4 separate regions of the Homo sapiens genome follow, and all the other regions are linked to region 4. Evidence: chromatin loops called from intact Hi-C (ENCODE). Cell type or tissue: HCT116. All regions are shown on one strand. Region 1 overlaps ST6GALNAC5 (ST6 N-acetylgalactosaminide alpha-2,6-sialyltransferase 5). Region 2 overlaps MSH4 (mutS homolog 4). Region 3 has its middle 39 kb from the start of LINC02567. Region 4 overlaps ST6GALNAC3 (ST6 N-acetylgalactosaminide alpha-2,6-sialyltransferase 3).

Region 1 (8,000 bases), 750 kb after region 4:
ACAGGAAAGAAGGAAACATGGGGAAATGAGGTGGATCAGAGAGATACAGTCATGGGGGTCAGGTGTGGTATCAGGAATAATGTGGGAGGCCAGATTGAAGTCCGGGCCAGGAACAATGGTAATTGTCGGACTTAAAGAGTGAGTACAGCTGAAGGAGCCGGGAGCAGAAAGTATATGCATCAGGTATGAGGAAGAAAATAGATTTTGGAAGTTATGAGAAATGTAGAGAGTGTGTTGAGCATAGTTTGTGATTTTTAGGGCCTCTAAAAGTATTAAAGCAGTGGCAGCCACTGCATGCAGACATGAGGGCTAGGCTAAAACAGTAAGGTCAAGTTGTTTGGACAGAAAGGCTACAGGGTGCAGTCCTGGCTCTTGTATAAGAATTCTGACCGCACTAACCATGCCTAGGAAGGAAAGGAGTTGTTGTTTTGTAAGGGATTGAGGTTTAGGGATTAATCAGACACGATCAGTAGGGAGAGCACATGTGTTTTTATGAGAATTATGCCGAGATAGGTAACAGATGAGGAAGAAATTTGGGCTTGACTGAAGTAATGGGGGCTGCCTGTGAAGCTTTGCGGCAGTACAGCCTAGGTAATTTGCTGAGCTTGATGGGTGTCAGGGTCAGTCCAGGTGAAAGCAAAGAAAGGCTGGGATGAAGGGTGCAAAGGAATAGTAAAGAAAGCAGGTTTGAGATCTGGAACAGAATAATGGATTGTGGAGGGAGGTATTGAGGATAGGAGAGTATATGGGTTTAGCACCATGGGGTGGATAGGCAAAACAATTTGGTTGATAAGTCATAGATCCTGAACTAACTTGTAAGGCTTGTCTGGTTTTAGACAGATAAAATGGGGGAATTGTAAGGAGAGTTTATAGGCTTTAAAAGGCCATGCTGTAGCAGGTGAGTGATAACAGGCTTTAACCCTTTCAAAGCATGCTGTGGGATGGGATATTGGCATTAATCGGGGTAAAGGTGGTTAGGTTTTAATGAGATGGTAAGGAGTGTGTGATCAGTCGCCAAGGAGGGAGTAGAGGTATCTTATACTTGTGGGTTAAGGTGGGGGGATACAAGAGGAGGACTCAAAGGAGGCTTTGGATTGGGAAGAAGGGCGGCAGTAAGATGTAGCTGTAATCCAGGAATAGTCAGGGAAGCAGATAATTTAGTTAAAGTGTCTCTGCCTAATAAGGGAACTGGGCAGGTGGGGATAACTAAAAAGGAGTGCTTAAAAGAGTATTGTCTAAGTTGGCACCAGAGTTGGGAAGTTTTAAGAGGTTTAGAAGCCTGGCCGTCAATACCCACAACAGTTATAGAGGCAAGGGAAACAGGCCTTTGAAAAGAAGGTAATGTGGAGTGGGTAGCCTCCATATTGATTAAGAAGAGGACGGACTTACTTTCCACTGTGAGAGTTACTCAAAGCTCGGCGTCCATGATGGTCTACGGGGCTTCCGAGGCAATCGGACAGAGTCAGTCTTCAGCCGCTAAGCTAAGAAGATCTGGGAAGGAGTCAGTCAGAGAGCCTTGGGCCAGAGTTCCAGGGGCTCTGGGAGTGGCTGCCAGGTGAGTTGAACAGTCTGATTTTCAGTGGGGTCTCACACAGATGGGATACGGCTTAGGAGGAATCCTGGGCTGTGGGTGTTCCTCGGCCCAGTGGCCAGATTTCCAGCACTTGTAGCAAGCTCCTGGGGGAGGAGGTTCTGGAGGAACCCCTGGCAGCTGCGGTTCAGGCCTTTGGAGTTCTTGTGTGCTGGAGATGTGGCTGGGGTTTGTCTCACAGTGGAGGCAAGGAATTGCAACTCAGAAATACATTGCTACTTGGCTGCCTCTACTCTATTATTGTACACCTTGAAGTTGAGGTTAATTAAGTCCTGTTGTGGGGTTTGAGGGCCAGAATTTAATTTTTGGAGTTTTATTTAATGTCAGGAGCAGATTGGGTAATAAAACGTATATTGAGAATAAGATGGCCTTTTGACCTTTTAGGGTCTAGGGCTGTAAAGAGTCTCAGGGTTGCTGCCGAACGAGCCATGAACTGGGCTGGGTTTTTCATATTTGATGAAACAGCCTAAACGCTACTGATTTGGGAGAGGTCAGATAAAGAAAAAGGAGCATTAACCTTGACTATGCCTTTAGCTTCAGCCACCTTTTTAAGAGGAAATTGCTGGGCAGGTTGGGGAGGGCTAGTCACGGAATGAAACTGTAAACCGGACTGGGTGTGAGGAGGGGAGTTGATAAAAAGATTATAGGTTGGAGGAGCGGAGCCTGAGGAAGAATTCGGACCTAGCTCGGCCTGGCGAGGAAGGGAGAGGTCAGATGGGTCTGTAGAAAAGGTAGATTAGAAAGACTCAGTGACACTTGGGGTTGGGACTGAGGGGACAGGTGGGAGGGAAACAAGGAAGATTTGGGATGAGTTGCATTGGGAACAGAGACTAGGGAGGGACTGATGTGTAAAAGAATGCCTGGACATCAGGCACCTCAGACCGTTTGCCTATTTTATGACAAAAATTATTTAGAACTTGTAGGGTGGAAAAATTGAAAGTGCCATTTTCTGGCTATTTGGAACTACTGTCGAGTTTGTATTGGGGTCAAGCGGCATTGCAGAAGAAAATAAGATGGTTAAATTTTAGGTCAGGTGAGAGTTGAAGAGGTTTTAAGTTCTTAAGAACACAGGCTAAGGGAGAAGAAGGAGGAATGGAAGGTGAAAGCTTGCCCATAGTGAAGGAGGCAAGCCCAGAGAAAAGACAGTAGAGACACAGAGAAGGGGTGGGGGTTTCTTGCCCTCCAGAAAAGCAGAGAAGGGGTCGGGGTGTGGAAATAAGGGGTTGGGGCACAGAGATAAGAGGTCAGGGCATGGAAATAAGGGATCGGGGCACAGAGATAAGAGGTCGGGGCACAGAAATAACGGATGGGGGCACAGAGACAAGAGGTTGGGGTTCCTGCCCCTCCCCCAGAAAAGCGGGACTTGCCGCTAAGGGTGAAGGACCAAGGCAGGCGTCCCTGCGTGGTCTGACACCACTGAAACCTGGGTGAATAATCAGAGAGGCATCCTTGCAATGATTAAACACCAAGGGACGGCTGCCTTCCCTAGTCCGTGACTGGTGCCGGAGTTTTGGGTCCACAGATAAAAGTGTCTCCTTTGTCTCTACCAGAAAATGAAAGGAATTGAAATTAAGAGAAGGGAGAGATTGAAGTGTGGCGCCAAGATTGAAAGAAGAAAGACGTTGAGGGATAGTGAGAGAGGTTGGAGAAGAGAGTAAAAAAGGCTGCTTATTGGATTTAAAATTGGTGAGATGTTCCTTGGGCTGGTTGGTCGGAGGACCAGAGGTTGTAGGTGGATCTTTCTCATGGAGCAAAATGCAGGAGGACAGGGGATTGATCTCCCAAGGGAGGTCCCCCGATCCAAGTCACGGCACCAAATTTCACTCGTGTCTGTGTGAAGAGACCACCAAACAGGCTTTGTGTGAGCAATACAGCTGTTTATTTCACCTGGGTGCAGGTGGGCTGAGTCTGAAAAGAGAGTCAGCGAAGGGAGATAAGGGTGGGGCTGTTTTATAGGATTTGGGTAGATAAAGGAAAATTACAGTCAAAGGGGGGTTGTTCTCTGGTGGGCAGAGTGGAGGTCACAAGGTGCTCAGTAGGGGAGATTTTGAGCCAGGATGAGCCAGGAGAAGGAATTTCACAAGACAATGTCATCAGTTAAGGCAGGAACAGGCCATTTTCACTTCTTTTGTGGTGGAATGTCATCAGTTAAGGCAGGAATCGGCCATCTGGATGTGTACGTGCAGGTCACAGGGGATATGATGGCTTAGATTGGGCTCAGAGGCCTGACATTATCATTCATAATAACCAGAACTTTATATTCTTAACTACAATTATTAAAGATTTTATAGGTTACAATACACTGGGATATACCTTTCTCAAAGAAACATTTAATGTTATCCCAGAATTAAAATATACTTTTGCAAAATAAAATGTTTATCAAGTCTGCCAAAAAGAGAGCCAATTATTTTGGTTTCTCTCTAGGATTTTAATAAATTCCTTTGATACCTAGTCAAAGCAGTTGAGCATCCTCACATTGAACAAAATGAAAGCAAGGAAGCGATCAATCTCATTTGAAAAGTGAACAAACATAAAAATCATTATCTTTTAAAATTTTTCATTTTTACATGTTGCAAAGAAGAATAACCTTTCTTATGTTTCTTGCATGTTTCTTATTTCCTCAGTAATTAAAAAATCATATTTAGATACATTTATTACTAGTGAATGCTTTTTCATAGTTTTAATCACATTGATTTGTTGAGAATTATCAGAAAACATAATTATTCAGATAAGGAATTGTGAACAGTCTTATGGATTAATACGTTCTCAGAACATCAGTGTTTTAGCAAATAAGATATTATTTACAGTGAGCACATTGTTAGCCTCACTAGATGTCAGTGTAGTTCTAAGTAAATATTTTATATAGTTCCTCAGTAGTGTTGAATGAGAAGATGTTTTGCTTTAGAACTTAAAGATTGAGAAGATGGAATAGTTGCAATAAGTGTTTGTGGTACATTAATTCCAACATCCTCCTCTGATGAAAACACATAATTGGTAAATTTATACACATCAACACAGGGCCAAAAAATAGTCCAAGGATGTAAATAATTATGGATTCATAGGATACATTGTGCTTCCTTAGTCACCAATGTATTTTCCGTACATTGAAAAGTCTTACTGTACATCACAACATGCTGGTCAGCCTTTTAGGGCTTTTCCCAATTGCAAAGGGAGCATGGTTACTCCTCCTGCCATGAGAGGGCAGCACTGAGATTGTCTCCAGCCCAGGAAGCAGTGGGCACTGTTTAGTATGGGTTAGCACCTAGGTTTTTATGTGGAAGCATTCAAGTCAGGCTGTGGTGATATATGTTCTCAGAGTCTACCATAGTATCATTTTAGTGCTTTTATTACAAGTCATCAAACACTGTATCTGAGAAACATGAGGATAAATTATGGTACATTCAAAAACTGCTGATAAATAGCAAAGAAGAGAACAGGGTACTTTGGGAATATAAGGCCTTTTGCGTGAGAAATGTTTTGTGCTAGCTATGAGTGAATTTTCTACAAGCAGAGAAGTTCCATTTGGTCCTCTGAACTGGTTAACATTTTCTTGATTCTTTGCTTAGTGTAGCAAATAAAATTCTGTTTATTCTTTTTGAGAGTTCCCAAAATATCTTTATTGATTTGGATTTTGCTTTTTCACTTTATTTTATAGTTGATTTTAAGTTTTTCTTGAGTGTGTTCATCAGATAGCCATATAAAATGGAACAATGCATTTGTAATAACAAATATTATACATGATATTTTTTTGGCCAGCCCAGTTGCACAGTCAACTGAGAAAGTGGAAGTTATCACTTTCCTCTTAATTCCTTTTACATATTTTTCCTCTGGATGAGAAAATGTTACTTTCTCATATCCAGAAAAGTGTTATAAAATGATACATTGAGATCATCTGATTCCCTCTTTATTGTGATTGTTTCTTTAAAAGAAAAAAAAGCAGAAAGGGGCCATGAACTTACAAAGAAAGTTTTAAAGAATACACCAAAAATTGTTAAAACAATAAATGAGTTCATCAAGGCTGCAGGGCACAAGATCAATACACAAAAATTAATTATATTTTTATATACTTGAAATAAATGATCTGAAAATGAAGGAAACAATTCTGTTTACAATAGCATCTAAAAGAATAAAATATTTAAGAATAACTATAACAAAAGAAGTGTAAAACTAATACTCTGAGAACTATAAAACATTACTGAAATAAATTACAGAAGATCTACATAAGTAGAAAAACAGCCCATGTTCATGGACAAGAAGATTTTAATCTTGTTAAGATAATAGTGCTCCTCAAATAGATCTAAAGATTCAGTACAATCTCTGTTGCAACTGGGATTCTCTAGGCCAGTTGACTTCTTTGTACAAATTGATGAGCTGATCCCAAAATTCATATGGAATTGCAGGGGACTCAGAATAGCCAAAACAATCTTTAAAAAGAAGAATAAGTTGAAGGCCTTTCAAATTTCATAACTTCCCAATTTCAAAACTTACAATAAAGTGACGATAATCAAACATATGTTACTAACATAGGGATAAACATATAGATTAGTGGGATAGAATTGAGAGTCTACAAATAAATCTATATGTCTTTGGTCACCCGAATTTAACAAGGGCACCATGGTTATTCAATAAAGAATATTTTTTAAACAAATGGTGCTAGGATGATTGTATATCCACATGTAAAACAATGAAATTGGGCCCTTACCTCACACAATATAGAAAAATTAACTCAAAGCAGATCAAAGATGTAAATCTAAGATGTATGTACATATAAATCTATTAAACTCCTAGAAGAAAACTCAGGGATAAATCTGCAGGACCTCAGATTTGCCAACGAATTCTTAGGTGTAATTCCCAAAACATGAGCAACAACAACAACAAAAAATTGGTTTTCACCAAAATTAAAATTTTCTGTGCTTCAAAGGATGCTATCAAGAAGTAAAAAAACAACCCATGGAATAAGAGAAAATATTTTCAAATTATATATCCCCTTTGGAACTTGTATCCAGAATATGTAAAGACCCATACAACTCAATAATAAAACAAATTAACCCAATTTTAAAATGGGCAAAGAATCTCAATAGACGTATCTCCATAGAAGGCATACAAATAGACAAAGCACACGGAAAGATTCTCAACATCATTAGCCATCAAAGAAATGCAAATCAAAATCACAAGGAAATAACTCTTCACACCCCGTAGGATGGCTGTATTGAAAAAAATATAACAACAACTTTTGTCAAATGTGGAAAGAAATTAGATCTCTCATACATTGCTGGTGAAAATGTAAAATGATGCTGTCACTTTGGAAAATGGACTGGCAGTTCCTCAAATTGTGACACATAGAGTTACATGTGTCCCAGCAGTTCTACTCCTAGGTATATGCCAATATAAATGAAAATATCTAGCTACAAAAAACTTGTACACAAAGGCATTATTCATAACAGCATTATTCATAACAATCATAAGGTAGAAACCTAAATGTCTGTTAACTGTTGAATAGATAAACAAAATGTGGCATAAAATATGGCGTATCCATACAATTAAATGTTATTTGGCCATAAGAAGCAATGAAAATACAGCAGTTAGTGATAGATGCTACAATAAGAAGGAAACTTGAAACCATGAAACTATTAAGCTAAGTTAAATAAGACAGCCACAAAGGACCACATACTATATAATCCCATTTATATGAGATGTCCAGAATAAGCAAATCCATACAAACAGAAAGTAGATTAGTGATTGCTCAGGGCTGGGGGTGATGGGTGGGTAGGAGAGTGATAGCTAAAGGGCAGAAATGTTCTGAAATTGACTGTGGGGGTGGTTTCACATATCTCTGAGTAAATTAAAACCATCCAATTCCGTGAATTTAGTGGGTGAATTCACATAGCTGTGAATTTTATCTAAATTGTGAAAATAAAACAGGAATGTGATGCTCTAACCAGCATAGGCCCAGGCCGCATGCTTCTGGGGAAGAAATTCCACCTGAATACTTGGGCTGTAAATAGGTCATTTTCATGGGAAAAGGATGAATAGATGCCAGATGGTAAGAAGGGTGAAAGTCTACTACACATGTCTGCGAGGTCGGTAAGGGATCTGGTCTTTGCAAAGGAAGGTTATATTAGAGCTCAGTTGAGAAGAGAAAGGGAAAGGGACTCAAATTCATGCTTAAGGGTGCTGTGACAGGTATCCATACCTTTATTAAAAGACATGTACAGGAACGTTCATAGCAACACAGTTTATTAGCCCCAAATATCCATCAATATTTGAACAAATAAATTGTGGTATATTCAAAATGGAATACCATATGGCAACAAGAATGACCAAACTACAAAAGCATACAATATGAATGAATCCCATAAACCTAATATTGAATGAAAAGAGTTATTCAGACAGATGTAGTGCCTCAGGC
Region 2 (8,000 bases), 240 kb before region 4:
TCCATGTATTTATATATATAGTTTCCAAAAGTTCATTCTGTTATTGATTTCTAGTTTTATTCCATTGTGGAATAAAATATACTTCATAGGGTTTCGACATTTTTGAATTTATTGACACTTGTTTTGTGGCCTAATGTATTGTTTATCCTGGAGACTGTTTCATGTGATGATGAGAAGAATTTGTATTCTGCAGCAGTTGGATGAAATGTTCTGCAAATGTCAGTGAGGTCCAGGCAGTCTAGAGTGTAGTTTAACTTCAGTGTTTAATTGTTGATTTTCTGTTTGGATGATCTGGCCATTACTGAGAATGGAATGTTGAAGACCCCTACTAGTATTGTATTGCAGTCTATATTTCTCTTTATATCTATGAATTTTTGCTTTACATATTTGGATGGTCCACTGTTGGGTGAATATATATTTATAATTGTTATGTCCTCTTGCTGAATTGACCCCTTTATTATTATAGAATAACATTCTTTGTCTCTTTTTACAGTCTTTGACTTGAAGTCTATCTTATCTGATATAAACATAGCTACTCCTGCTCTTTTTTGGTTTTTATTTATCTGGAATATCTTCTTCCATCCCTTTACTTTTAGTCTAGTATGACTTTGTAGGTGAAGTGAGTTTCTAGTTAGCATCATACAGTTAGATCTTATTTTATTTCTTTTATTTTTTTTGAGGCAGAGTTTTGCTCTGTCACCCAGGCTGGAGTACAGTGGCTTGATCTCAGTTCACTGCAACCTCCACCTCCCAGGTTCAAGCGATTCTTCTGCCTCAGCCTCCCAAGTAGCTGGGATTACAGGCACCCGCCTGTACACCCAGCTAATTTTTGTATTTCTAATAGAGACAGGGTTTCACCATGTTGTCCATGCTGGTCTTGAACTCCTGTTTTTTTAAGTCTTGTTTTTTTAATCCATTTAGACACTCTTATGTCTTTTAATTGGAGAATTTAGGACATTTACATTCAATACTATTACTGATAAAGACTTACTGCTACCATTTTGTTACTTGTTATCTGGTTGTTTTGTAAGTGCTCTCTTTCTTCCTTTTTGATTAAGTAATTTTTTCTGGTAGTATGTTTTAATTCATTGCTTTATATTTTTAATATATATAATATATATACAATATTATATATATTATATATAATATATACATATTATATATTATATATATATAATATATAATATGTATATATTATATATAATATATATAATATATAATATATTATATATTATATAAATTTAAATATATATATTTTAATTTATGATTTTCATGAGGCTTATAAAATATTTTATAGCTATAACACTTTATTTTAAACAGATAACTACTTAGTTTTGACCATAGAGAGAAGAAAGTAACAAACAATGGAAAAACTGAAACACTCCGTACTTTAACTTCATTCCCCTGACATTTTGATTTTTTCTTGTCTCAATTTACACCTTCTTATATTGTCTATTTCTTTAAAGGTGTCTGTAGTTACTATTTTCATAAACGTGTCTTTTTTTTTTTCTTTTTTTTTTGAGATTGAGTCTCACTCTCTTGCCCAGGCTGCAGTGCAGTGGCGCGATCTTGGCTCACTGCAAGCTCTGCCTCCTGGGTTCGCACCATTCTCCTGCCTCAGCCTCCTGAGTAGCTGGGACTACAGGCGCCCACCACCACGCCCAGCTAATAAATGTGTCTTATAGTCTTTATGTTAGAGATATGAGTAGATTACACATCACATTTATAGTATTAGAGTATTCTGAATTTATGTACTTACATTTAAACTTCAAGTTTGTTTGTTTGTTTGTCTTTTGCATGTTAGCATTCTTTCCTTTCAGATTTAAGAGCTCCCTTTAACATTTCTTATAATATGGGTCTAGTAATGATGCATTTCCTCAGCTTTTGTTTGTCTAGAAAAGACTTTTTCTCTCCTTCATGTTTGAAGGAAAGTTTTGCTAGGTATAGTATTCTCAGTTTGCAGTTTTTTTCCCTTCAGCACTTTGAATCTGTTATTCCACTCCCTCCTGATCTATATGGTTTTTGTTGAGAAGTCTGTTGCCAGATGAATTGGAGCTGCTTTATATGTTATTTGCTTCTTTTCTCTTGCTGCTTTTAGGATTCTCTTTGTCCTTGACCTTTGAGAGTTTGATTATTATATCATTTGGCTTGTCTTATTTGGGATGAATATATTTGGTGTTCTGTGACCTCTTGTACCTAGATATTAACATATTTCTCTAGGTTTAGTAGGTTTTCCATTTTATTCCTTTAAATAGGCATTCTACTCTTTGCTCTTTCTCAATTCTCTCTTGAACACCAGTGAATCTTAGATTTGCTCTTCCACGGTGTATCTCTCTCTCTCTCTCTCTCTCTCTATACATATATATATATATATATATATATATATATGTATAAAATCTTTCAGGCTGTCTTTATTCCTTTCATTCTGTTTTTTTTTCCCTCTGACTATATCTTGGCTTACTGCAACCTCCGCTTCTTGGATTCAAGTATTTCTTGTGCCTCAGCTACCCAAGTAGCTGGAATTACAGGCATGTGCCACCGTGCCTGTCTAATTTTTTTAGTGAGACGGGGTTTCACCATGTTGGCCAGGCTGGTCTCTAACTCCTAGGCTGAAGTGATCTGCCTGCCTCAGTCTCCCAGAGTGCTGGTATTATAGGCATGAGCCACTGTGCCTGGCTAATCTCACTGATTCTTTCTTCTGCTTGATCTATTTCTTTTTTGGAGAGCCTCTGTAGTTTTTTTAAGTTCAACAAATGTATTTCTCAGTTCCAGGGTTTCAAATCTGTTTGCCATTTGATTTTTAAAAACTTTCATCTGTTTTTTTTTTTTTTTGAGACAGAGTCTGGCTCTGTCACCCAGGCTGGAGTGCAGTGGTGTGATCTCAGCTCACTGCAACCTCTGCCTCCTGGGTTCAAGAAATTCTGCTGCCTCAGCCTCCTGTGTAGCTGGGATTACAGGTGTGCACCACCATGCCTGGCTAATTTTTGTATTTTTAGTAGAAATGGAGTTTCACTGTGTTGGCCATGCTGGTCTCAAACTCCTGACCTCAAATGATCTGCCCACCTTGGCCTTCCAAAGTATTGGGATTACAGGCGTGAGCCAATGTGCCCGGCCAAACTTTAATCTCTTTATTAAATTTCTCTGATAAATTTATCAGTTGCTTTTTCTGTGCTGTTTTAGAGTTCATGAATTTTCTTAAAACTGCTATTTTGAATTCTTGATCTTAGAGCTCACGTATCACCATCTCACCACGATGTTGATCACCAGCTCCTTGCTTTGTTCATTTGGGGAGATCATAGTTTCCTGTTTGCTCTTGTTCCTTGTGGATATATATCTATGTTTTTGCAATGAAGGATCAGTTTATCTTCAGTGTCTCGCTTGTTGGACTTTCTAGGTTGTATGTTTGCTTAGAAGTTCTTTGCAATTGTCTGTGATTCCCCTTAATCCTAGATTGCTGCCTCATTTTCAGCACTAGATGGCACCTTAAGCCCAGAATTTCCTCAGCTCTGGCAAATGTTTGCAGTACTACACATCTCAGATGGTAGGGTTCTTAGAGGGGATACCTCAGCTGTGTGGAAAGGCTGGCTAGGGGTTTATACCCAGATGACCTGTGGCATCTGCTTCCTCTAGCATGGTGCTGCTGTACATCCACACTGATTTGGTGTCTCCTTCGACTGAAATGAGGAGTAGTTTTACAGGCTGGAGTTTCTAATTCCACTCCCCTTTTTGTCTCTAGCTGCCCTCAGGCGGTTTTCTCCCTCCAGGCACTAGTGGTGCTTCCTGTGGGTTTAGGCAGGAATGATTTTTCTGCAAGGGAACCCAGGATGGTGGGGAAGCTGGCTATCCACCTCAATCTCACTTTTTCCAGAGTAGAACAAATGAGATTGGGAGGAATTTTCTGTGCATGATGCCTGGCAGATTGGGGCACGGACATTGCAGATAGAGAACTTTCTTTCTTTTTATAGTCTGCTCAGAGTTTTTCACTTCTCTGTCTCCCAACTATCATTTCAGCCTCAGATTTGGCTTCTAAAATGTTGCTGGTGTTAATCTGTGCTCCAGATATTTGCTTTTGGTTCTCTGTGGGGAGAGCAAAGGCAGACTGCTTCTACTCTGCCATTTTGTTGATATCCAGAATTGTATTTTTTTTTTTTTAGTATATACTTTAAGTTCTGGGATACACGTGCAGAACGTGCAGGTTTGTTACATAGGTTTACATGTGCCATGGTGGTTTGCTGCACCCATCAACCCGTCATCTAGGTTTTAAGTCCCGCATGCATTAGATATTTGTCCTAATGCTATCCCTCCCTTTGCCTCCCACCCCCTCCCCCCGCTGACAGGCCATGGTATGTGATGAGAATTGTATTTTTTTCTTTTTATTTATTATTTAGCTTCTTTTACGATAACTCTTTTGAAACAGTTTCACTCTTCCTGTACTCTCAATCACTTCACTTTCTACAGATAATCTGCCTCCTACTTTTTAACAAATTTGAGGTCATCTTGATGAGTTCTTGAACCTCCCCTCCTTCAAAATTTTGTTTTGAATATTTCTGTTTTTCTTCCATCTCTCTTCCATCTTATCTCAGAGGAAGAGACTGACTTTCAGACAGAAGGTTAACTATTCTACCTTTTAAAAAAATCTCCACTAAGTTATTATTACTTCTCAGTTCCCTTTATTCTCTTTTGCATCTTTAATATTTTCGTCACAGGCTTTTCCTTTTTCTAAGAGTATGCTTAGATTTCTCCCCTAAAATTCTGCCTGTTTACTCTACTTTTCAAACTATTATTTCATTTTCTTTTTACTGCAAACTTATCAAAAGTAACCCATGCTTGCTTCTTTCATTTCTCATGTTTAAACTGAGTCTTATTGTCATCACTCTCCCCAAAGTTTTCTCTTAAATACCAACTAATTATAAAATCCTTTGTCCTTCTTTTCACTTCTGATCTTCCATGATCTCTCTATGGCACTTGACACTACCCTTGTTTTCTCTTTTCTTAATTCTGCCCTCTCTTGGCTATGTGGAATTATTCTCTCCTGGATATTTTCATTCTCCTACCTGTTTGATTATTTCTTCTGTCCCTTCTTCACTAGTACTTTTTCTTTTCTTTTTTTTTCTTTTTTTTGAAACAAGGTCTCACTGTGTTGCCCAGCCTGGTTTTTAACAAATTCCTGGGCTCAAGCATTCCACCCGCCTCTTCCTCCCAAAGTGCTGGGATTACAGGCATGAACCACCGCACCCAGCCATCATCATTACTTTTTCTTATTCCACTTACTAAATATAAAAGTTTCTAAGATTTTTGCCCTTGTTTCTTTTCTTTCTAAAATCTGCACTTGGTGATCTCATCTTTTCTCACAGCGTCCATCATCATTTCTGTTCAACTCTGAATCTATATATTTTTCTCCATATTTCTCCTACATATCTTAATCTATGTTTAAAAGCCAAAGTTAAATTTATCATCTTCTAAAAAAAACTCTTATCTCTTCACCTTTAAGTCTCCCAGTGACTCACCAAAGTCATATATGGATCATTCCTCTTAATCACCTGTCATTAGGACTATGCAGTAAGTTCTCTCTCTCTCTCAATCTATTTATATACACTTCTACCAGATTGTCTCCTAATGCATAGTTTTTATTATGTAGTTTGCCTACTCAGAAACTTTTAATGATTTATTACAAAGTAAAGTTGAACTCCTTTGTCTAGTGTAAAAAGTCCTCTGTAATTCTCAAAATATATTTTAGAATTACCTGCATTAGAATTGCCTGAGATACAGGGTACCATACTAGATTGTCAAGGATCTTCTGTGGCTCAGGGATTTGCCTTCTTAACCAGTTTTTACGTGATTGTAAAGCTTATTGGCTTCTGCTTCATGATTTTCCTTTGTTTTCTACACCTCCCTTACATAATATCACTCGGTTTCACGTAATCTACATTTCTGCAATTTCAATCTTGTAAATTAAATTACTTGTCATTACTACATTGAATTACTTGCCATTTCATCATATTGACCTGATTGTGTACCATGCTTTCAAATGTACCTGCTCTAACTGTTTCCTCTGTGGAATACCCCCTCTTCTAGGCTGTTTTATCTATCAGGATTAATTTCAATACTCCATCCTATTCAAGCTTTTCTTGGCCTGAGCTGGAAGTGAGTTTCCCTTCCTCTGAGTATTTTATGGCTGTTTTATGGGACTTTTCTTAATTATTATAATCAGTTGCTTACAACAAGCCTTTTGTTTTTTTAACCATTAAGACTGTAAGCTCCTTGAGTTCTGTTATCATGTGAGGTTTACATTTTTGTATCCCCCATAGATATATAAACGTAAGCTTAGAGGCCTGGAACATAGATGATAGTAGATATTCAATAACTTTCTTAAAATAATAGACTAATTGGTAATTGATCTGTGTACCAAATAGATAGATGGGTGAATATATGGTAATCTTATTCTACCTCATAAAATCTTACTCATTTTTCCTATAGTGAAAAGTAAAAAAAAATCTGGAGTTGCTTGCTATTATGAGTTGAAGGGATTATATTTCAGGGAAACTCACTAAGACTTTCCATAAAAAGTTAAGATTAAAAATGCTGATTTCTCTATCTAGTTCAGGCAAAGAGGTGAAATAAGAATTTTCTAGGTATATTTGCAGTCCTGAAGTTCTATTCAAGACCAAGCATCTAAAGGACTTCTACATTCCTGTTTTACATATTATTTCTTGGGTATCCCGAAGTTTAGTTTATTAAAAATTAAGGCATGATTTTAAATAGCTATTCATATTATTTATTTTTAAAATGTAATTTACCCCTCAGGCAGTATTTTCTCTTAGGCTCCAGCAGTTTCTATATATGTACTCTCTTTAGGGGCAAGCAATTTTCTGATGACCCATTCTGTGTACCAGTTTATCTGTTGGGGAATTAAAGTAGGAGATAGCAGAGTAGTACTCTTTGGCATCATTTAAAAGTATATTACCACATAGCAATGAACAATGCTGTTTTCCCATACCTTTTTAATGGGAAAGTGTTTGTAGAGTCTATCTCTGGTGGATTTTCTATTACTTTTCGGTATTATGTTGAGAAATCTGACCTATTTAGCATAATTTTTTTCATTGAAAAGTGATTTCAAGAACATAAGATCTGTGATAAAGTAACAAATACTCAGAATAAATTATGTTCTTTCAAATACAATATTTCTTTTATTTCTTCTTGTATATTCTTTCCTTGTTGGAGGAAACTGATTTGTTCAAAGGAATTAGTTAACCCTTGAGTTCCATATGTCTATGGAAGGAGATAGAATATTGCCAACATGTGGTTTAAATAAAAATTATGGTATTTGTGTATATATATATATATTTTTTTTTTTTCAATGACAGCAAAACCAAAGGAGTACCCCTGAGATGGAAAGACAGAGAGCTGTGTACCATCTAGCCACTAGGCTTGTTCAAACTGCTCGAAACTCTCAATTGGATCCAGACAGTTTACGAATATATTTAAGTAACCTCAAGAAGAAGTACAAAGAAGATTTTCCCAGGACTGAACAAGTTCCAGAAAAGACTGAAGAATAATCACAATTCTAATGTAATAATATATCTTAATTCAAGGAACCTAGAATTTATTTTTCTCCTTAGAGATAAGGAAAATAACATTTGCCAAATTTCATATTTTAATTGAAAATTACATTATATTAACATCACAATTGTCATCTATATATTCTATATGAAAAATATTTATTATAACTTAACAAATGAGAACTACTTAAAGGAATGGTTTTTATGTTAGGAGAAAATACAATACACCACTTTTTTCTCACAAAAATTCACATTATTAAGACCTAAGTTCATTTATACTTACAAGTTATAGTTTAAAATATTATTGTAAATACCCTAGTTTAATAAACACCTTTCTTTTTAGGTCTGGAAACTTTTTTGAGCTTTTCTTTTACATTCTATTCTGAAGTAATAATGCCCTATAACTCAACAATTTATTAATCAGTACCCCCACTTCCAACA
Region 3 (8,000 bases), 590 kb after region 4:
CCATTGATTTTGTATCCTGAGACTGCTGAAGTTGCTTATCAGCTTAAAGAAATTTGGGGCTGAGACGATGGGGTTTTCTAAATATACAATCATGTCATCTGCAAACAGAGACAATTTCACTTCCTCTCTTCATATCTGAATACACTTTATTTCGTTCTCTTGCTTGATTGCCCTGGCCAGAACTTCCAATACTATGTTGAGTAGGAGTGGTGAGAGAGGGCATCCTTGTCTTGTGCCGGTTTTCAAAGGGAATGCTTCCAGCTGTTGCCCATTCAGTATGATATTGGGTGTCGGTTTGTCATAAATAGCTCTTATTATTTTGAGATATGTTCCATTGATACCTAGTTTATTGAGAGTTTTTAGCATGAAGAGGTGTTGAATTTTATCAAAGGCCTTTTCTGCATCCATTGAGATAATCACGTGGTTTTTGTCATTGGTTCTGTTTATTTGATGGATTACATTTATTGATTTGCATATGTTGAACCACCCTTGTATCCCAGGGATGAAGCCAACTTGATTGTGGTGGATAAGCTTTTTGATGTGCTGCTGGATTCGGTTTGCCAGTATTTTAATGAGGATTTTCACATCAATGTTCATCAGGGATACTGGCCTGAAATTTTCTTTTTTTGTTGTATCTTTGCCAGGTTTTGGTATCAGGATGATGCTGGCCTCATAAAATGAATTATGGAGGAGTCCCTCTGTTTATGTTGTTTGGAATAGTTTCAGAAGGAATAGCACCAGCTCCTCTTTGTACCTCTGGTTGAACTTGGCTGTGAATCCATCTGGTCCTGAGCTTTTTTTGGTTGGTAGGCTATTAGTTACTGCCTCAATTTCAGAACTTGTTATTGGTCTATTCAGGGATTTGACTTCTTCCTGGTTTAGTCTTGGGAGGGTATAGGTGTCCAGGAGTTTATCTATTTCTTCTAGATTTTCTAATTTGTTTGCATAGAGGTGTTTACAGTATTCTCTGATGGTAGCTTGTATTTCTGTAGGATCAGTGGTGATATCCCCTTTATCATATTTTATTGTGTCTATTTTTTTCTTCTCTCTTTTCTTCTTTATTAGTCTGGCTAGCAGTCTATCTAGTTTGTTCATCTTTTCAAACAACCAGCTCCTGGATTCATTGATTTTTTTAAAGAGTTTCTCGTGTCTCTATCTCCTTCAGTTCTGCTCTGATCTTAGTTATTTCTTGCCTTCTGCTAGCTTTTGAATTTGTTTGCTCTTGTTTCTCTAGTTCTTTTCATTGTGATGTTAGGGTGTCAATTTTAGATCTTTCCTGCTTTCTCCTGCAGGCATTTAGTGCTATAAATTTCCCACTAAACACTGCTTTAGCTGTGTCCCAGAGATTCTGGTATGTTGTGTTTTTGTTCTCTTTGGTTTCAAAGAATTTATTTATTTCTGCCTTAATTTTGTTATTTACCCAGTAGCCATTCAGGAACAGGTTGTTCAGGTTCCATGTAGTTGTGTGGTTCTGAGTGAGTTTCTTAATCCTAAATTCTAATTTGATTGCACTGTGATCTGACAGACTGTTTGTTATGATTTCCATTCTTTTGCGTTTGCTGAGGAGTGCTTTACTTCCAATTATGTGGTCAATTTTAGAATAAGTGCAATGTGGTGCTGAAAAGAATGTATATTCTGTTGATTGGAGTGGAGAGTTCTGTCGATGTCTATTAGGTCTTCTTGGTCCAGAGCTGAGTTCAAGTCCTGAATATCCTTGTTAATTTTCTGTCTCATTGATCTGTCTAATATTGACAGTGGGGTGTTAAAGTCTCCCACTATTATTGTGTGGGAGTCTAAGTCTCTTTTAGGTCTCTAAGAACTTGCCTTATGAATCTGGATGCTCCTGTTTTGGGTGCATATATATTTAGGATAGTTAGCTCTTCTTTTTGCATTGATCCCTTTACTTTATGTAATGCCCTTCTTTGCCTTTACCAGTATGTAATGCTCTTCTTGTCTCTTTTGATCTTTGCTGGTTTAAAGTCTGTTTTATCAGAGACTAGGATTGCAACACCTCCTTTTTTTGCTTCCTATTTGCTTGGTAAATATTCCTCCATCCTTTTATTTTGAGCCTGTGTGTGTTTTTGCATGTGAGATGGACCTCGTGAATACAGCACATTGATGGGTCTTGACTGTTTATCCAATTTGCTAGTCTGTGTCTTTTAACTGGGGCATTTAGCCCATTTACAAACACCCCACTGTCAACATTAGACAGAGCAATGAGACAGAAAGTTAACAAGGATATCCAGGTATTGAACTCAGCTCTGCACCAAGTGGACCTAATAGGCATCTACAGAACTCTCCACCCCAAAACAACAGAATATACATTCTTCTCAGCACCACACCAAACCTATTCCAAAATTGACCACATAGTTGGAAGTAAAGCACTCCTCAGCAAATGTAAAAGAACAGAAATTATAACAAACTGTCTCTCAGACCACAGTGCAATCAAACTAGAACTCAGGATTAAGAAACTCACTCAAAACCGCTCAACTACATGGAAACTGAACAACCTGCTCCTGAATGACTACTGGGTACATAATGAAATGAAGGCAGAAATAAAGACATTCTTTGAAACCAACGAGAACAAAGACACAACATACCAGAATCTCTGGGACACATTCAAAGCAGTGTGTAGAGGGAAATTTATAGCACTAAATGCCCACAAGAGAAAGCAGGAAAGATCTAAAATTGACACCCTAACATCACAATTAAAAGAACTAGAGAAGCAAGAGCAAACACATTCAAAAGCTAGCAGAAGGCAAGAAATAACTAAGATCAGAGCAGAACTGAAGGAAATAGAGACACAAAAAAACCTTCAAAAAATCAATGAATCCAGGAGCTGTTTTTTTGAAAAGATCAACAGAATTGATAGACCACTAACAAGACTAATAAGATGAGAAGAGAGAAGAATCAAATAGATGCAATAAAAAATGATAAAGGGGGTATCACCACCGATCCCACAGGAATGCAAACTACCAGCAGAGAATACTATAAACACCTCTATGCAAATAAACTAGAAAATCTAGAAGAAATGGATAAATTCCTCGACACCTACACCCTCCCAAGACTAAATCAGGAAGAAGTTGAATCTCTGAATAGACCAATAACAGGCTCTGAAATTGAGGCAATAATTAATAGCTTACCAACCAAAAAAAGTCCAGAACCAGATGGATTCACAGCTGAATTCTACCAGAGGTACAAGGTTAATATTGTTATGTGTGAATTTGATCCTGTCATTTTGATGCTAGCTGGTTATTTTGCCCATAGTTGATGCAGTTTCTTCATAGTGTCAATGGTCTTTACAATTTGTTATGCTTTTGCAGTGGCTTGTACCGGGTTTTCTTTGCATATTTAGTGCTTCCTTCAGGAGCTCTTGTAAGAGAGGCCAGTGGTGACAAAATTTCTCTGCATTTGCTTGTCTGTAAAGGATTTTATTTCTCCTTCTCTTATGAAGCTTTGTTTGGCTGAATATGAAATTCTGGGTTGAAAATTCTTTTCTTTAAGAATGTTGAATATTGGCCCACACTCTCTTCTGGCTTGTAGGGTTTCTGCAGATATATCTGCTGTTAGTCTGAGGTGCTTCCCTTTGTGAATAACCTGACCTTTCTCTCTGGCTACCCTTAACCTTTTTTCCTTCATTTCAATGTTGGTGAATCCGATAATTATGTGTCTTGGGGTTGCTCTTCTCAAGGAGTATCTTTGTGGTGTTCTCCGTATTTCCTAAATTTGAATGTTGGCTTGTTTTGGTAGGTTGGGGAAGTTCTCCTGGATAGTATCCTGAAGAGTGTTTTCCAACTTGGTTCCATTCTCCCTGTCACTTTTAGGTACACCAATTGAACGTAGGTTTGGTCTTTTTCACGTAGTCCCATATTTCTTGGATGCTTTTTTTGTTCCTTTTCATTCCTTTCTCTCTAATCTTGTCTTCATGCTCTGTTTCATTATGCTGATCTTTAATCTCTGATATCCCTTCTTCCCCTTGATCAATTTGACTTTTGATACTTGTGTATGCTTCACGAAATTCTCATGCTGTGTTTTTCAGCTCTATCAGGTCATTTATTTTCTTCTCTAAACTGTTTGTTCTAGTTAGCAATTCCTCTAACCTTTTTTCAAGGTTCTTAGCTTCCTTCCATTCGATTAGAACAAGCTCCTTTAGCTCGAGGAGTTTGTTATTACCCACCTTCTGAAGCCTATTTCTGTCGATTCATCAAACTCATTCTCTGTCCAGTTTTGTTCCCTCACTTGTGAGGAGTTGTGATCCTTTGGCAGGGAAGAGGTGTTCTGGTTTTTGGAATTTTCAGGCTTTTTGTGCTGGTTTTTCCTCATCTTCGTGGATTTATCTACCTTTAGTCTTTGATGTTGGTGACCTCCAGATGGGGTTTTTGTCTGGATGTCCTTTTTGTTGATGTTCATGTTATTCCTTTCTGTTTGTTAGTTTTTCTTCTAACAGGCAGGCCCCTCTGCTGCAGGTCTGCTGGAGTTTGCTGGAGGTCCTCTCCAGACCCTGTTTGCATGGGTATCACCAGTGGAGGCTGCAGAACAGCAAAGATTGCTTGCCTGTTCCTTCCTCTGGAAGCTTCATCCCAGAGGGGCACCTGCCAGATGCCAGCCGGAGCTCTCCTCTGTGAGGTGTCTGTCGACCCCTGCTGGGAGATGTCTCCCAGTCAAGAGGCATGGATGTCAGGAACCCACTTGAGCAGGCAGTCTGTCCCTTAGCAGAGCTCGAGCGCTGCGCTGGAAGATCCACTGCTCTCTTCAGAGCCAGCAGGCAGGAACATTTAAGTCTGCTAAAGCTGCGCCCACAGCCGCCCCTTCCCCAAGGGAGATGGGCGTTTTATCTATAAACCCTTTACTGGGGCTGCTGCCTTTCTTTCAGAGATGCCCCACCCAGAGAGGAGGAATCTAGAGAGGCAGTCTGACTACAGCAGCTTTGCAGAGCTGAGGTGGTCTTCGCCCAGTTCAAAATTCCCGGCAGCTGTGTTTACACTGTGAGGGGAAAACCGCCTACTCAAGCCTCAGTAATGGTGGACGCCCGTCCGCCCACTAAGCTCAAGCGTCCTAGGTCGACTTCAGACCACTGTGCTGGCAGCAAGAATTTCAAGCTAGTGGATATTAGCTTACTGGGTTTTGTAGAGGTGGAATCCACTGAGCTAGACCACTTGTCTCCCTGGCTTCAGCCCCCTTTCCAGGAGAGTGACCGGTTTTGTTTCACTGGCATTCCAGGCGCCACTGGGGTATGAAAGAAAAACTCCTGCAGCTGGTTCAGTGTCTTCCCAAACGGGCACCCAGTTTTGTGCTTGAAACTTAGGGCCCTGGTGGTGTAGGCACCCAAAGGAATCACCTCGTCTGTGGGTTGCAAAGACCGTGGGAAGAGTGTAGTATCTGGGCAGAAATGCACTGTTCCTCAAAGCAGAGTCCCTCCCTCACGGCTTCCCTTGGCTAGGGGAGGGAGTTCCCTGACCCCTTGCACCTCCTGGGTGAGGCGACGTTTCACCCTGCTTCAGCTTCCCCTCCATGGGCTGCACCCACTGTCTAACCAGTCCCAGTTAGATGAGCCAAGTACCTCAGTTGGAAATGCAAAAATCACCCACCTTCTGCGTTGATCTCGCTGGGAGCTGCAGACCGGAGCTGTTCCTATTCCACCATCTTGCCAGCCACCAGCTGTGGGCTTTTTATATATGACATTTATTATGTTGGGATAATTTTTTTTATTCTTAGTTTGTTAAGAGCTTTTATCATAAAAGGATGTTGAATTTTGTCAAATGCTTTTTCTGCATCTATTGACATAATCATGTGATTTTTATCCTTTATTCTGTCAATGTAGCAAATCACATTCTTTGATATTCATATGTTAAAACATTCTTGCATCCCAGAGATAAATCCCATTTGGTCATGGTGTATAATTCTTTTAATGTGCTGTTGGATTCAGTTTGCTACTATTTTATTGAGGATTGTTGCATCTATGTTCATTAGAGATATTGGCCTATAGTTTTATTTTCTTGTGTTGCCTGTTTTTTTGGCTTTGGTATCAGGGTTATCCTGGCCTCATAATATGAGTTTGGAAGAATTTCCTCCTTTTCCATTTGTTGGAAGAGTTTGAGAAGAATCAGTGTTAGTTCTTCTTTAAATTATTGTTAGAATTTGCTAGGGAAGCCATCTGTCTTGTGTTTTTCTTTGTTTAGAGTTGTTGTTATTATTATTATTACTAATTCAATCTCTATACCAGTTACAGGTCCTTCCAACTTTCTATTTCTTCCTGATTTAGTCTTGATGGGTTGTTTGTTTCTAGAAATATATTCATGTCTTTTAGTTTGTATAGTTTGCTGGCATATAATTGTTTAGAATACTCTCTTATGATCCTTTATAGTTTGGTGGAATCTGTTGTAATGCTTCCTTTTTCATTTCTGATTTTACTTATTTAAGTCTTCTCTGCTTTTTTCTAAGTTTGTCTAGCTAAGGGTCTGTCAATTTTGTTTATATGTTCACAAAACCTATTCTCAGTTTTATGATTTTTTTTCTGTTACTTTTAAATTTTGTATTTCATTCATTTGTCTCTAGACTTTGTTTTCTTCCTTCTGCTAATTTTTGGCTGTTTTTTCTTCTTTCTTCAGTTCCTTGAGGTGTAAAATTGGTTTGTTTATTTCAGATCTACCTTATTTTTTAATGTAAACATTTATCACTATAAAATTCCCACTTGGTTCTATTTATTTTGTGTCCCATAAGTTTTGGTGTGGTGTGTTTTCAGTTTCATTTGTCTTGAGGTATTTTCTAATTTCCTTCTTGATTTCTTCTTTGACCCAATTGTTGTTCAAAAGTGAGTGGTTTAATTTCCATATATTTGTGAATTTTATAAGTTTTCTTCTGCTATAGATTTCTAGTTTTATTCCACTGGGGTCAGAAGAGACACTTAGTAAGATTTCAATCTTAAATTTGTTACATCTTGTTTTGTGACTTAACATGTGATGTATCGTGGAGAAAAAGTCATGTTTGCTTCATAAGAACGTGTATTGTATATTCTGCTGCTGTTGGGTGAAATGTTCTCTATATGTCTGTTAGGTCCATTTGCTCTACAGTGTTATTGAAATCTTTTGTTTCCTTTTTGGTCTTATGCCTGGGTATTCTATCCATTATTGAAAGTGGGGCATTGAAGTCTTCTACTATTATTGTGTTGCTATTTATCCCTTTAGTTCTGTCAATGTTTGCTTTATGCTTTATATGTTTAGTAACTCTGACGTTGGGTGCATATATATTTATAATTATTCTATCTCCCTGGTTAATTGACTCTGTTATCATAAATTATCTTTCTTTGTCTTGTAACATTTTTTCATATTAGAGAAAGATAAATTAGTCATCTGGATAAATAGAGCCACTTCTGCTCTTTTTTGGTGACAATTTATTTGTACGGAATAACTTTTTTTCATTTATTCACTGTAAGACTATATATGTTCTTAATTCTACAGTAAGTTTCTTGTAGACAGCGTAGAGCTAAGTCCTGGATCTTGTTTTGTTATCCACTCAGTCACTCTTTTGATTGGGGATGTTAATCCATTTATATTTTTAAAAGTTACTTACATAAAAAAATTAATATTGCCATTTTGTTCATTGTTTCCTGTTATTTTTGTAGTTCTTTTACCTGCCTTTTCCTCTTTTGTTGTCTTCCTTTGTGTTTTGATTTTTCATATAGACTTTGATTCCTTTCTTTTTTTCTTTTGTGTAAATTCTACAAGTTTGTGTGTGTGTGTATGTGTGCCTGTGTGTGGGTGAGCATGGTTACCTTGGTGATTTCATAAAATATCTTATAGAAATAACACTCTATTTTAAGTTGATAACAAGTAAAAGTCAATATCATACAAGAACTCTACACTTTAACTTCTCCCCCCCCCACTGTATTTTATTGTTATAAAAATTTCCATCTATTTGTATTGTATAACTTTAAACATATTTTTAATTAGAGTTATTTTTAATACTTTGTCTTTTAGCTTTTATATGAGAATTAAAAGTGA
Region 4 (8,000 bases):
ATCTATCAGCTCACATAGCTGTCCCTCCAGGTTCATCCATGTTGGTGCAAATGACAGGATTTCCTTCTTCTTTAAGGTTAAGTAATATTCCATTGTTCCATTGTGTATTTTTATCACATTGTGTATTCATATTTCTGTATTCATTCATTGTTCCATGGATATCTAGGTTGTTTCCATATCTTTGCTTTTGTGAAGAATGATGTGATGACCACAGGGCTGCAGATACCTCTTTGAGATACTGATTTCATTCCTTTGGATATGTACCCAGAGGTGGGATTGCTGGGTCATAATGCCATTCTAGGAGTTGTTTTGCACGTTGCTAGATGTTTCCTGAATGATATGAGAAGATTCTTAAATAGAGGGAACCTCCCTAGAGCCAGAGCTCACCTGGTTGATTCCTCCTAGGAGGGACATGGTGGTGGAAAGAGCTCTGCTGGGAAGAATGGGGACTCAGCTCTTCTGCATACTGCAGTGTGACTCAGGCAGACACTGCACATTTCTGGGCTGCGTTTCCTTCTCCTCAGGATGAGAAAGCAAACCTAGACTGTCTCTAATATCTTACAGCACTGCAGATCCTACCCCTGCCTTTTTTTTTCCAGCCTCCATCTGAGAGCCTCTTTCTGTTTCTGGTAAGGGTATCTTCACCCGTCACCACCCTGGTGGGCTGGCTTTTACGTTGAGTGCTTTGGTGTGAAAAGCAGGCTTCGTTCAAGTTGACTTCAACTTTCCTCTTTAACCTTTTATCATGTGTTCTTGTTCACTCTCTTCCTTCATGGTGTCAAGTAAAGCCAGTAGGGATGAATCAGGTTCACTGTTCTTTTGGAGATGTGAAATCCATGAATGGGGCTAGGTTTCATTATGTCTCCCTCTGGGTAGACCCAATTCCCTCCTAATTGCCTTTTTCCTGTTGATCATTCACATCTTCTGCCTTGGAATTTCTTTGAAGTTTTATCATGTTCTCCCTTCATCATGTCCTTCCCTTTGTGACTTCAGATTTTCTGTGGGTAGCTGTAATTTCCTGCAGAACAGTGTCTACTAGATTCCCTCTGAGCATGGCTGGTGCAGTGGTAGGATTCTGTGAAACGTTGTCAGATGTGTGAGTGTGCAGATTGATAAAACAGCGTACACTCCCTGCTTCGTTCCCACCTCTGTTTTATGTGGATGATGACAATTACAGCACAGCACCTCATATCGGTGCAGAGATTTCTCCTGCTGTGATCTAATGGTGGTCTGTGTGCATGTGGACTGGGAACCAGAAGGTGGCTTTTTCTAGGAGATCTTGGCTGCAGGCAAGCCTATTTCTGCCAAGCTAGGGATTGTCCGGGTCTTGATAGAGCTAGCTGTTTTGTACCATTGTTAGTAGCCAGGCTGTAATTCTGACATTTCAACTACTTGGACTCTGAAAAGGTGTGGTTGGGCCCCAGATCATCAGCCAAGTCTTCCACTCAGCCTGCTTCATGACCTGACATGCTTAGCATTTGGGCCCCTTTCCAAGAGTGAAGTAACACACTGATGGGGAGACAAGAAAGTGAAATAGTGGCCCCTTGGTTCTCACGGGGAAGAGGGGAGATGTGTTCAGGCCTCCCCTTCCTCCGCCTTCATTGGTGGTTCCTAGGTGAGAATCACTGGGAATCAGGAGGATCTATCAGAACTGGGAATCAGGAGGAACCTTCAGATGTTGTGGGCAAACAGGGGGGCAAGGGGTGACGTTAAAACTAGGCTTTGTCACTTTCAAAAGTCTGCATTACAGTCAGCCATGGAGAAAACGGCCTACTTTCTACATCACAGGCGTGGCTTAAAGATATAAGGCCAGGCCATTTGAAAAGGTTTAGTCCCTCGTAGAAAGGCATACAAATCACCCCTCCTAGTTTGGGTTCCCACAGAGGCAGGATTCCAGTGTACATAGTTTATGTGGGAGATGATCCCAGGAAACTTGGGAAGGGGAGTGGGGAATGAGAAGGGGAGGAAGGAAGCCAATAAAGGATGTGCTATCAAGCTCGCCATCACTGTGGACAGCTGCAGCTCAGTTCCACTGGGAACGTCTGGGAAAGAGTGTAGCACAGGTGCCTCTGAGTGATCACACCTGAGAGGGGAGGTTCTGCTGGCCAGAGAACCTCTGGTAAGGAGGTGCAGGGGCTGGCAGTTGGTCAGGCCCATGGGCACTGTTACAATGAAGGCTGAGGGAAAACGGGTGGGGCATCGATTGCTTTGCTGCAGGTCCCATCCCGGATTCACCTTCCCAGGGATGCTAGATGGGAGTCTAGACATTGTCTCTACAGAGGATGAATCTGGAATTCAGAAAGATGATGGAGGCCCACTGTGGAGAAGCCGGTTCTTGAGAGTTGGGTGAGAATCCAGGCTTCCTGACTCTTGCTGCAGTGCCCTTTCCACTTGGCTACTTAAGGCAGAAATTTAAATTTGTGATGACTTTTGAGGCATACTGTACCTGATTCATGGAACAATATTGTCCTTCCCACCATGGGCTCTTTAGTCTTTCTTGGAGTGAAAAATTGTCAAAAGATTAAATCCTATTTGGGAGCCAGAGAAAAAGCAAAAGAATGGCTGAGCGTGTAAATAAAGTCTCCTAGGAAGATCATATTTTTGAAGGTATTTATTATTCATATCTTTTTGTCATTGTCGTGTTGTAAGTGTTTACCTGGGCTTCTAGCTTTTTGCTTTTCCAAGGACACTGCTGATCCATCCTAGAAGAAGCTGACAGCCACCACCTTGACACTGGCTTATTGCTGTCCAGGTTATTTAAGATGCGGAGGAAATCTTATCACAGAGAAGCAGCTTCTAAACATGTCCTGCCAGGTGGGTGATGAGGTAAAGACTGCCCAGGCGGCCTTGTGCACACCACATACTTGTGGAGCCACTTTGATGAAAGGGTCTGGATTATTTGCAAAGTCTTGTGCTAGGTGAAGGTGGGCTCTTTCTTAAATTCTGAAATGCCCACGAGTCTTTGGTAATGTTCATAGTGAAGCATCTGAGCTGAGCCTGAGGCTTCCCAGGAGGCTGTGCCAAGGACAAAACACACTGAGGATGTTGACCATGGCCTCCTGACAGAATGAAAGGCCCCCACAGTTTCAATTTAAACCGTAAACATTTAAATAGAAAATGAAGTGCTGGTGTATGACTCTGAACTTGTGAGACTAGCTGAAAACACCATTTTGACCGTTGGGCAGAGATTTCCCATCATGGGATCAGCCATAGACCATATCCACTGGGAACATGGAGAAAAGGTTTAGAGGTTCCACCAACATTTTCCTTAATTCTTAGATGCCTTTTGGTGGTTGAATTCTGTCCTTATTTTCTTATTTCCTGAAGCCCAAAATATAAGCTCTATAATGTGGTCATTCATAAACCTTTAGGGATATTCCTATTGGAAAATGTTGTGCAAGTCTTATTTTAGAGTTCCCAGAAGGGAATTACCGGACCTTAAGATATGCACGTTTTGAAGATATTGGATACAACTGGTCTCCAGAAGTGGGAAGACCATTTTTGCTCCTTTTAATAGTGGTGTCTGGTGTCTCTTTCCTCAGATATTCAGTAATGGATATGTCATGCTTTTTCATTTTGCCCTTCTGATAGGTGGAAAATGACGTAACATCCTTAATTTAAGTTACATTTTTTGGATGCCATTGTGAATTTTTTTTCCCCTATAGCTATTGCCTATTTGCATACCCTCTGAAGTTGCCCGTTCTTGAAGGACACTGATAATGTTCTCCTCCCCTGCCCTTTCCTTTTTGTTGCCAGAATAACCTAATCTAAACCAGAAACTCCATCTTTTCTTCCCCAGGGCTCCTATAGACCCATAGGCGGCTAGAGTGTACCTGTGAGCCTCTGGGGAGATGTCTCACCGCCAGAGAGCTGTCCCCAACTCAGGACCTCACCTGCCTGTGCGTGCGAAATTACACCTGAGATGGAGTGGCTGTGTCCAGCTAACAAAGCCGTTTGGGGAGGGGATTTCAAGCATGGCTATTCCTTGTTCACTTTAATAAAACATGGCATGAATTCAGGCAAAGGGACTTACTCCTTACTCCCTCACCTCAGATTTTTCTGTGTTTTGCTGTTGGTATAACTTGTCCTGTGTTGCTAAGTTTTAAACATATCTATATTTTGTTTAAAACACTAACCATGGCTTTGTTTGAGTGGCTTATTTTTATGTCCTAAGGAGTTGACCTAGACAGGGAACAGTTAGTCATATTCTGTTTCAGGCCAATGCCTCTGAGCCCCTTCCCTTCTCGTTTTTCTCTGTCTGAAATGATGCTCTTGGCTGGCCCCATTTTGCTGTTTGTCCAAACGGGCGCCCCTCAGCAATGGGCAACTTTCTCCATTTTGGTGTCTTATCTAAGACCTTGCCCACTGGCTTAAAGAGTTGGCTTGGGTTCCGTCACAGTGATGAGTTGCCTGTCCCGCCGTCTGTAGTCGGGAGGGCTTTTTCCGTGATGAGAATGAGCTGCAAACTCAGGCAAACACTGATCAGGAGAGACATGAAACCCAACCTGGCCCAGTCGGCTTAAAAATAGTCCAGTCATTTCACCCCTGGAATTTTCTCTTGCTTATGTGGGTGGACAATTCTCTTGGAACACCACCAAGATCATGAGGAGGAGAAAACAGAGCAGGCACCAACCACATGAATCCAACCCAGGCTGACCCCGTAGCCGGTGGTGCATTGGCCCTCACAGGTTTGCACCCTGCATGCAGGGCCCTTTCTCCCCCACGAGAGGGCGCTCTCGTCACTCTTAAAGCAATCGTACTGGGGAACACTCAGGTTGTTTCTTAGTGAAGTCCCCGAAGAGCACTGCATTTAAGCTGCTACTTTGTGTCTCAGCTTCTACTTTCAAGGTTTGTTATGAATGTAAAGACATTCTCCAACTCAAGCAAGTGTGGGCAATATTAGTGTCTGGAAACGCCTGTTGCAAATGAAGCACAGCCACTGCTTGTTTGTGTTTCGTTAGTGAAACGTGATTGTAACCCAGGGTTTTTGACGCTCACAGAAGCATCCGCCTTGGTAATGCTGTACATCCAGGCTGCTCTTCTTTGTCCCTAACCTGGTTGCAATGTGGCCGTAGCATGCTTGTGTTGACATCTGACAGGAGATGAGGACTTGACTTCCTGGGCTGATCTTGCTTATTTTGGGGAGAGCAGGAGTGCCCGTGGTTAGTGTGGATCAGCCTGACAGGAGATTTTCTATTGAGGGAGGATTTAAGACTGCATGCAGGCAAGGGAAATACAAGCCATATTTCACCAGCTCAATACACCAGGGAGCGCTACCATTTAACGAAAACCACCATTCTGACTTCCGGGTTTTTAGGTCATCTGGCAGCCACTGGGTGGGGTCAGTTTCTTGGCCCTTGATTAGAAGTTCCTTCTGATTACAAAACACCTCTTGATTGAAATCTTTGCATTTTCTTTGCATTTGCATTTCCACCAATCTTTTTATTTTTTATTTTTTTTGCCTTGGAGGATGTGTGTATGTGAGGGTGACCTTCTCTTTATTTGTGGGAATCGGGGAGTGCCCTCCTCCCTACAAAGTCACTATAAAGCTACGGGCTTTGCTGCCCTTGGTACAGGGTCTAGAAGTGGTTGTTGGGTGGTGACCAGCACAGTGACAGTTTATTTCCTGGACCTTTGAACCTAAATTCCCACAGGAAGAACATAAAGGACTCAGCAAATCTTGCCCCCCGACCCCCGTCTCCTCCATGCGCCTACACTGGAGCCATGAGTACTACTGCTACCGTCACTACAGCCAAATTATTATAGAGAATTACTATGTGCCAGGCATGGGTAATTTTTGGTTGTTTTAATCAACTTTGTTTCAAACAGCTTTAGATTTGCAGAAAAACTATGAATATAGCAAGAGTTCCCCCACTTTCTCCTTTTTTTATTTATTTTATTTTATTTTTTTGAGACGGAGTCTCTGTCGTCCAGGCTGGAGTGCGGTGGCGCAATCTCGGCTCACTGCAAGCTCCGCCTCCCGGGTTCATGCCATTCTCCTGCCTCAGCCTCCCGAATAGCTGGGACGACAGGCGCCCGCCACTACGCCTGGCTAATTTTTTTTTTTTTTTAATATTTTTAGTAGAGACAGGGTTTCACCGTGTTAGCTAGGATGGTCTCGATCTCCTGACCTCGTGATCCACCTGCCTTGGCCTCCCAAAGTGCTGGGATTACAGGTGTGAGCCACCGCGCCCGGCCTCCTATTTTTAACATATAGTTTCTCCTGTTGTTGTTGTTTTAATCATATTAGCATAACACATTTGTTACAATTAGTGAAGGAATATTGATACATTATTATTAACTGAAGCCAATACTTTATTCGGATTTCCTTTATTTTGACCTAGTGTCCTTTTTCTGCTCCGGGAGCCTACCCAGGATACCGCCTTACCTTAGTTGTCATGTCTTCTTAAGATCCTGCTGGCGGTAGTGGTTTCTCAGACTTTAAACTTGTTTTTAATGACCTTGACAGTTTTGAGGAGTACTGCTCAGGAGTTTAGTAGAAGGTTCCTCTTTTGGAATTTGTCTAAGGTTTTCTAATAATTAGACTGGGGTTATGGGTTTTTGAGAGGAAGAAGGCAGAGAGAAAATGCCATTCTTATCACATCATATTCAGGGTACATATTATTAACATGATTTAACGTTGTAGATGTTGAACGTCATCACCTCGCTGAGACGGTGTTTGTCAGGTTTCTTCTCGTAAAGTTACTGTCCCCTCTCCTTTTTTTATACTGTACTATCACAAGAAAGTGACCACGTGTAGTCCACACTTAAGGAGGGGGAGTTATATTCCACCCTCAGAGAGCACAGTACCTATAAACATTTTTGAAATTTCTCTGCACAGAAAATTTCTCTCTTCTTCCCCATTTATTTACGTATTCAATTGTTTATTTCTATCAATATGGACTCATAGAGATTTATTCCATACTTTGAGTTATAATCAAATAGTATACTACTAGATTTTGTTTGGTTTTTTTTTTGCCTCTGGGAGCTGTTTCACGTGACTCCTGTGTCCCTTTGACACACCCCCATCATTGCGGGTTTTTGTTTTTGAGGTGTTTCTTTCTTGCTTTCTTTGTGGCACTCACTACAAGATACTCCAGGATTATCTTGTACATCTTCTGCCCTAGTCCTTGAATCAGTCATTTCTCCAAAAAGCCCTGGCCTTTTTTTTGAGACGGAGTCTCGCTCTCTCGCCCAGGCTGGAGTACAGTGGCGCGATCTTGGCTCACTGCAAGCTCCGCCTCCCGGGTTCACGCCATTCTCCTGCCTCAGCCTCCCAAGTAGCTGGGACTACAGGCGCCCGCCACCACGCCCGGCTAATTTTTTGTCTTTTTAGTACAGACGGGGTTTCACCGTGTTAGCCAGGATGGTCTCAATCTTCTGACCTCGTGATCTGCCCGCCTTGGCCTCCCAAAGTGCTGGGATTACAGGTGTAAGCCACGGCGCCCAGCCAGCCCTGGCTCCTTTTATTGGAGGGTGGTATTAGAATAGGGTCTGGGCTCCAGGTGTGCTGGTGCTTCTGGTTGCTGCTGCTTTATAAGCTCTCAGCTGACAGCAAGAAAACATGTGCATGTGAACCAATCTATAGATGCCTATCTACTGATCTACAAATATATCTGTATGTAACCATTGGTATCTGTATTATGCTAAACATGTGTTCACACTGACGTTTCCAGCTCTTAAGCTGTTACATGTCTCCAGCTCTAAGCCATTATCACGTGGATCATTCTAGCCTTCCCCCTTGCCTATCTGTAGCCTCCTACTCCAAAAATGATAAACTTGGCTCTCAGCATCTGTCATGCATTTATTTAGTTGTTCAATTCCAGTATACATATGTAGCAGTATCAAAATTGTTAACTTATACCCCCATGGAAAATAGCCTCGTCAACTAGAGTACAGTGCTTGTGTACGGTTTATTTTGCCTTAGTTTTACAGACTGCATACATTTCCAAAGCCACTTAAATAGCACCTTTTTCTTCCATCCACTTTAGTGAGGGTTG

What was found. Hi-C counts contacts between places; a loop is a spot of excess contacts. Peaks named below come from ENCODE experiments on the same cell type or tissue, not always from the same donor. Only the 100,000 strongest peaks of a DNase experiment are listed, where the experiment ranks them.
Region 1: it touches region 4 in a loop (4-fold over the local background); 10 of 110 quality-filtered maps call a loop at or near these places.
Region 2: a loop joins it to region 4, with 12 times the contacts of the local background. A loop is called at or near these places in 13 of 110 quality-filtered maps.
Region 3: it touches region 4 in a loop (10-fold over the local background); 4 of 110 quality-filtered maps call a loop at or near these places.

The regions. Positions count from the first base shown.
Region 1 is chr1:76,896,566-76,904,565 of GRCh38, forward strand. The region is part of intron 2 of ST6GALNAC5 (ST6 N-acetylgalactosaminide alpha-2,6-sialyltransferase 5); the gene reads left to right. Among named protein-coding and RNA genes, the nearest start is that of ST6GALNAC5, 33 kb to the left of the region's middle. RefSeq lists an enhancer at 3,412-3,951. In HCT116, a CTCF peak has its summit at 4,791 (motif pointing right); a DNase peak (open chromatin) is centred at 4,816.
Region 2 is chr1:75,905,332-75,913,331 of GRCh38, forward strand. It overlaps MSH4 (mutS homolog 4), which reads left to right. Exons shown (of 20, transcript NM_002440.4): 20 at 7,365-7,911. The coding sequence ends at 7,556. Among named protein-coding and RNA genes, the nearest start is that of ASB17, 23 kb to the right of the region's middle. In HCT116, a CTCF peak has its summit at 3,459 (motif pointing right); a DNase peak (open chromatin) is centred at 3,490.
Region 3 is chr1:76,736,451-76,744,450 of GRCh38, forward strand. No RefSeq gene overlaps it. Among named protein-coding and RNA genes, the nearest start is that of LINC02567, 39 kb to the right of the region's middle. RefSeq lists an enhancer at 1,954-2,248. In HCT116, no CTCF peak of the experiment used is centred here; no DNase peak of the experiment used is centred here.
Region 4 is chr1:76,149,579-76,157,578 of GRCh38, forward strand. The region is part of intron 1 of ST6GALNAC3 (ST6 N-acetylgalactosaminide alpha-2,6-sialyltransferase 3); the gene reads left to right. Among named protein-coding and RNA genes, the nearest start is that of ST6GALNAC3, 79 kb to the left of the region's middle. RefSeq lists a silencer at 4,703-4,812. In HCT116, a CTCF peak has its summit at 4,719 (motif pointing right); DNase peaks (open chromatin) are centred at 4,743 and 5,283; H3K27ac peaks cover 842 bases.